2 separate regions of the Homo sapiens genome follow, and region 2 is linked to region 1. A link is an interaction called in ENCODE POLR2A ChIA-PET data of the cell type or tissue named here. Cell type or tissue: MCF 10A. All regions are shown on one strand. Links, peaks and the distances in the headings refer to the core of each region. The heading gives the core; the rest is flanking DNA. Region 1 overlaps ZNRF2 (zinc and ring finger 2). Region 2 overlaps ZNRF2 (zinc and ring finger 2).

Region 1 (2,921 bases), core at 311-2,810:
GAACACAGACTCTATTTGGTCTACATAAGAGAAGATACCAGGAGATGATTTACTCAGAATGCTGGAGGAGGTAACAGGGCACCTTCTGCAGAATAAGCAAAGGCCTCAGCAAGAAGGGTTTATATCAGCTGAATGGACTGAATACGTTAGGAGTGATTTGAGCTAACTACTGGGCAGCTCACAAGCTAATATATTACAGTCAGAAACTTAAGCAGGTAAAGATTTCTGGACAAGCAAAGCTGGATAAACGGAAAATGTTATTACCACTTCCCTGAAGTGCCCTCCCTTTCCCCATTTTTTTTTCTCTTGGCCCTAGAGATCCTACCCACTACTCCTACCCCATCCTGCACCCCATGCCTTTTCTCATTCTCTTGATCTCCATTTTTCTCTTATTGTTCTAGTATCTTTCAATAGGAGATTCAGATAGGGAACAAGTTTAACGTGAAGCATCTAACTGATAGCAGTGAGAACAAAAAGAAAAAGGATCTAAAGGAGACACTAAAAAAACCTGGTAAAGGTCTATAATTCCAAGTAATATGGTATATTCTCACCACTTACGTATTTTTTCATCACAAAGGTATACCATTCTTATCAAAGAATTATGTGAGTGTAAGTTTCACAACCACCTTCAAAAAGTTAACCACCACTTTTTATCAAACCTAAAACATCAATGGTCATAATATGCACCATTAGCTTTATATACCACCAAGTAAAAAAAAAATGCTTCCACCAAACTATGATGCAACATCGATTTTAGACGCATCTCATTTTCAGAGCTCTTCAAAGTCTTTGAGATGAGAATATTTTAAAAGGTCTACATTTTATCCTATTTATAAGAAAATTTATAGTACAACAAAGACAAATCCAACCTGCCTATAATTAACAGAATGATACATATTTTAAGAACACAATGCTATTTTAAAATTGACAGGGGCGAGACTTATCCCTCAGATGCTTTGCAGGTACTAAGTTTAAACAATCTTTTTAGTGTAATTCAGAATGCTGGGTTAAAGTCATTTAAAAAATAAGCTCCCTTAAACCCTAGCAATAAAAAATAATCAGAACTGTACTTCAGAATTGTATTTTCTGTTCAAGAAAAGTATACCTGTATACAAAAACATCCCGAACACACTGATTTCAGTGCAGAAACAGCCTAATATCCACTAAAAATAGCTTCTAGTGACATAATCTCTGCTCAGAAAATTAAAAGCTAATGTTAACATATTGTAGCCACTGATCAGTTGCATTTTGATAAGCAACTCTGAGTTAGAAGATAGTTCACTCTGACTTCAAAACCTCATGATTACAGCTTCACATAGCAAATGCTTAATTTTCACATTTTAAAGTCTTGTTTCCACTAGAATGTGTCTTTGTATGTTTAAAAATATTTTCAGTTTTGAAAATTCACTGTGGAATGTGATTAATTTTTGCCTACCTGGGGGTTTGCTAGAGTAGTCCCCTCTCTCACCCCTATAATGACACTTTCATTCAGAGGAAAGTTTTGAGCTTTTGCCTTCACATAGGTAACTACATTTCACAATTGTGAAAGACTTGTTAGTAATGTGATACATTCATACTTAAAAACAGGACCTGGAAATACCACTAAACCCAGGATACTAAAGCATCTTCAAGACAGTTGGGAAAAGATTAAAAATCTAAAGATCAGTTGAAAACATTTATGAAGATAACACCCACAGGGATTAAGGAGTCAACACTTCAGAACTGGAATATCTTGGGGTAGACTACTAACTAGCCAAAACTCATTAAAGAAGCAGAGAAGGGAACACTCACAGATTTAACTACCATAGTTGGCTAGTCTGGATTCCTCCTCCACAAGCTATGATCAATGGAGACACAAGAGATTGTCAACAGGGAACTAAACATGTTGCTTTTTAAAAAGTGTTATTGCTCATACCTCAACATCTAGAGTAGTAAAAGTTAAATGAGCGCATTGCTTATCAGTTTAATGCCTTGTCTTATTCATGTAATCTATGCATTAATTTAGATGTACTGATTACAGGAAAAGAAAAGTTAAAAGACTGGAAAAGAGCAATGATTACGATTTTTAACCAGAAGTGGGCACTAGAATCACTTCAATGGGTGCATTTTCAACATATACCAAAAAATTATATGTACCTGAGTCCCACCCCTGGAGATTCTGAAATATATGCCTGCCTCACAAATGCGACTGCTATCAAAGAATAGCTTGTTTAAGTAGAAAGAGCCTAAGATTTAAAGTTGAAAACTTAATATGAATTTCCATTCTCACGAACAAAAATGTTCGTCAACCTCAAGTTTCCTTTTATTCTTCTGTTAAAAGTACTCAAAATATTAGAGATGAAATTTTAAAGAATTGTGTGAAAAAACTTTATAAGTTATAAAAAAACACTATACAAAATGTTAGTTATTATCAGATAGTACTTCATGCACCTCTCCAAAAACAAAGTCAGTCATCTTCCTATTTCTTTTTCTCTCCATCTTGGTATTCCACTTGTTTCAAACCTGAACAATGTCATCAAATAACTCCATGAAGACCAGGAACTTAGGCGCCTATTATAACTGCCAGGCTGGGAACAACTCCAAGCATATGACACTGTCTAATTAATTTATGTTTTGGCTTCATTCTATATTTTAAAAGGATTAAAAACGTGTACTTTTTAATGTGCTTTTGACATATTTAAGTCACATGTTAATCCTATGAAGTAACTATTGTTACCTTCATTTTACACATAAGGAAACTGAGGCTCAAAGAAGTAAAGTAACTTACCAGAAGTTACTAAACTACTAAGTCCTGAGGTCAGGATTCAAATTTAGACTAAGTCCTTGGCATTTTTCCTACTTCATGAATTCTGCTACAAGAAACAATTTCACTTTAAAGCAACGTAAATACCAAAGCAACTGGACTGTTTTAAACAACTAAG
Region 2 (2,921 bases), core at 130-2,629, 51 kb after region 1:
GATTCTCAGGCCCACCAAAAGTTTGTTTGAGCCATAAAACATCTAAAAAATTAATGATTTTAAAAAGGGGTCAAATTACTATAAAATTAATTCGGGAGATACTGAATTAAAATGAGTTAACTAGTTTTCTTTTTCTTTTTCTTTTTTTTTTTTTTGAGACAGGATCTCATTTCCATCGCCCAAGCTGGAGTGCAGTGGTGTGAGCTGAAGCCAAGTTGAGTGATCCTCCCACCTCAGCCTCCTGATTAGCTGGGACTACAGGTGCGCACTACCACGCCCGGATAATTGTTTTCTATTTTTGGTAGAGACGGGGTTTTTCCATGTTGCCCAGGCTGGTTTCGAACTCCTGGGGTCAAGCTATCCACTCGCCTCAGCTTCCCAAAGTGTTAGGATTACAGGCATGAGCCACCACAACCAGCCTTAGACTTCTTTATTACAGAACTTTAATAGGTTACAAACTTGCTCCGTTACTGAAGTCTTCCTTCCAGGAGAATCTTATGAGACCAGTATTCTACAGGATAAACTTTCATTGATGCTGTCCAGAGTGCATTTTGCTCTGTGGGCCCTGACAGTTAACGGCACACACCTGGAGTCAGATAGACTGGAGTATGAATTTGAGCTCTGAAAGCATTAGTAGTGGTAGCATGGGAGAAGGAGCAATTAAAGAGTAGCAGTGATGATGATACCGCCACCAGTTCTTTTCTGTTTAAAAAATACATGTGTTACCATAGAAAATAAATGGCAATATACAAGAATAAAACAACAGCAATATTTCTACTAGTCCGAGATAACCAATTTTTAGTGTATGGATATTACCTTGTCTTTTTTATGTACATATATACACTAATTTGGTAACAAAATTACCAAAAAAAAAAAACATAGTACTTTAATTTATATCATAATCATTTGTTTCCAAGGCCCTGATGGATGGACACTAGAGACTATACATTTCTTAAAGACGGAGGTTTTTCTTCATCCTTCTGGTCATCTTCCTATGACCAGAAAGCCTCCCTAACCTATTGCAACATGCGCTGAATTATTTTTTGACTAAATGAATAAGTAAACAAAGAAAAATAAGATACAGAGACTATGCATGATATTAGAGAACATTTCCAGTTTCCTCTATGCTCAATTTTAAGCCAGCGAAAATACAAAAGAACATTTAAGCCATGTGCAGCTTGGGTTTACAGACCACTATCATATATTCACATATAGAATGAGGAGCACTTTTCTCTAGTCCTTGCTACATACAGTAATTTTTAAAAAGTAAGAGCTCTTTAAAATATTAAGTACATGGACACAGAGCAAAAGCAGGAATGTCAAAGGCATGCCAGACAATTTGGTCCTCAACAGACTTCAGTTTTCTGTGAAGTAAGCGTATCAGTGTTCTCAAATTCCTCTAGAGTTTCTGATTCCGAAAACTGCCTTGCGAACACCAGGGAGTGAAGCGGACAGAACTGGTTCACCACCCCTGTGGCAACAGTGAAGCAGCCTCCTTCCCTGAACAAGCAGCAGCATGCTCCTGTCCACGTCTCATCACAGTTCTTTTCAGTGCACTAGCCTACAAGAGGACCCTGCTCCAGGCTACTGACCTAATTGTCTGTTCTTATATTATACATTTAATTACCTTTTCGGAGATTGTTATAATGGGATTTTTGCCCGCTCTAGTATATTCAAATCTAAGACAAAGATAAGTTTTTTTTTTTTTTTTTTTTTTTAAAAAAAGCCTCATTATCCTGTAGTCCATTTTGGAAAGTAAAGCCCAAGAAAGCAAAAGATGAAGGTTCTAAAGCTAGTTTGACTGACCTCAGAGTACCATGCCCAGTGCCTCTTCCAAAAATATTTAATGTATCAAAAGTGAATGCAGCGAACCATGCCCCAGATTGCTTTTAGTAATTTAAGTCCCTTTTCTAGCTTTTATTTATTTATCTATTTTGAGACCCAGTCTCACTCTGTTGCCCAGGATGGAGTGCAGTGGCGTGATCTTGGCTCACTGCAACCTCCACCACCCGGGTTTAAGCGATTCTCCTGCCTCAGCCTCCCAAGTAGCTGGGATTACAGGTGTGTGCCACCACACCCAGCTGATTTTTATAATTTTAGTAGAGAAGGGGTTTCACCATGTTGGCCAGGCTGGTCCCGAGCTCCTGACCTCAAGTGATCCGCCCACCTCTGCCTCCCAAAGTGGTAGGATTACAGGCTTGAGCCACGGCACCTGGCCCCTTTCCTAGCTTTAAAAACACTCTCTTCCCATGGATACTAAAGGAATCCAGGATGAGGTTCTGTCATTCCAGTTGTTTTTCTCAATCCAGGCCACTTGATAAGAAAGGCTGTAAGAGCAGAGCAGCAGACTGCTCTCATCTTTGATAAATGCAGAGTCCTTATTTAAGACAGTACGGTCTGATTGTTGTAACAACTATAAGAACTCCCCAGGCTCCTCTTGCACAAGGCTGAAATTTTTTTAGCCCCAGCTGTAATTGTGGATTACAGTTAAATTGTTTGATTCATTTATACATCCTGGGCTTAAATATGAAAACAAAAAAGAAACATATAAGCAGAAAGAAAACTACATATATCTAGCCATTGTCTACCTAATATTTAAAGATTCAGCCTATAACAAAACATAATAAATTCCCAACTCACAATTTTCATTCAACCATTTCTCTGTATTCCTTGGACAGTGAAATTTCTCCCAAATTTGGAAACAATGATCCTAAAAATAAAGCTCTCTGAACGTTCTCCTTTTCCTGGGGATTTGGAATTTGCAAATGAATCAACCACTATATCCCACTTTGCTGTAGTGAATCCTATTTAAAACACTTAATATCATCCAAAAACTGCTAATCAGATAATGTAAAATTAAAGAATAGATAAAACAGGAAGTGTTAGATTCTAATTAAGTCTATCTTTTATTAGAGCTAACC

What was found. Peaks named below come from ENCODE experiments on the same cell type or tissue, not always from the same donor. Only the 100,000 strongest peaks of a DNase experiment are listed, where the experiment ranks them.
Region 2: POLR2A ChIA-PET joins it to region 1 with 10 read pairs; 12 of 35 experiments call an interaction of 5 or more read pairs at or near these places.

Annotation. Positions count from the first base shown.
Region 1 is chr7:30,351,542-30,354,462 of GRCh38, reverse strand. All of the region lies in intron 2 of ZNRF2 (zinc and ring finger 2), which reads right to left. Among named protein-coding and RNA genes, the nearest start is that of LINC01176, 38 kb to the left of the region's middle. In MCF 10A, for the core only: a CTCF peak has its summit at 2,100 (motif pointing right); no DNase peak of the experiment used is centred there.
Region 2 is chr7:30,300,498-30,303,418 of GRCh38, reverse strand. The region is part of intron 1 of ZNRF2 (zinc and ring finger 2); the gene reads right to left. Among named protein-coding and RNA genes, the nearest start is that of MIR550B1, 12 kb to the right of the region's middle. In MCF 10A, for the core only: no CTCF peak of the experiment used is centred there; a DNase peak (open chromatin) is centred at 1,478.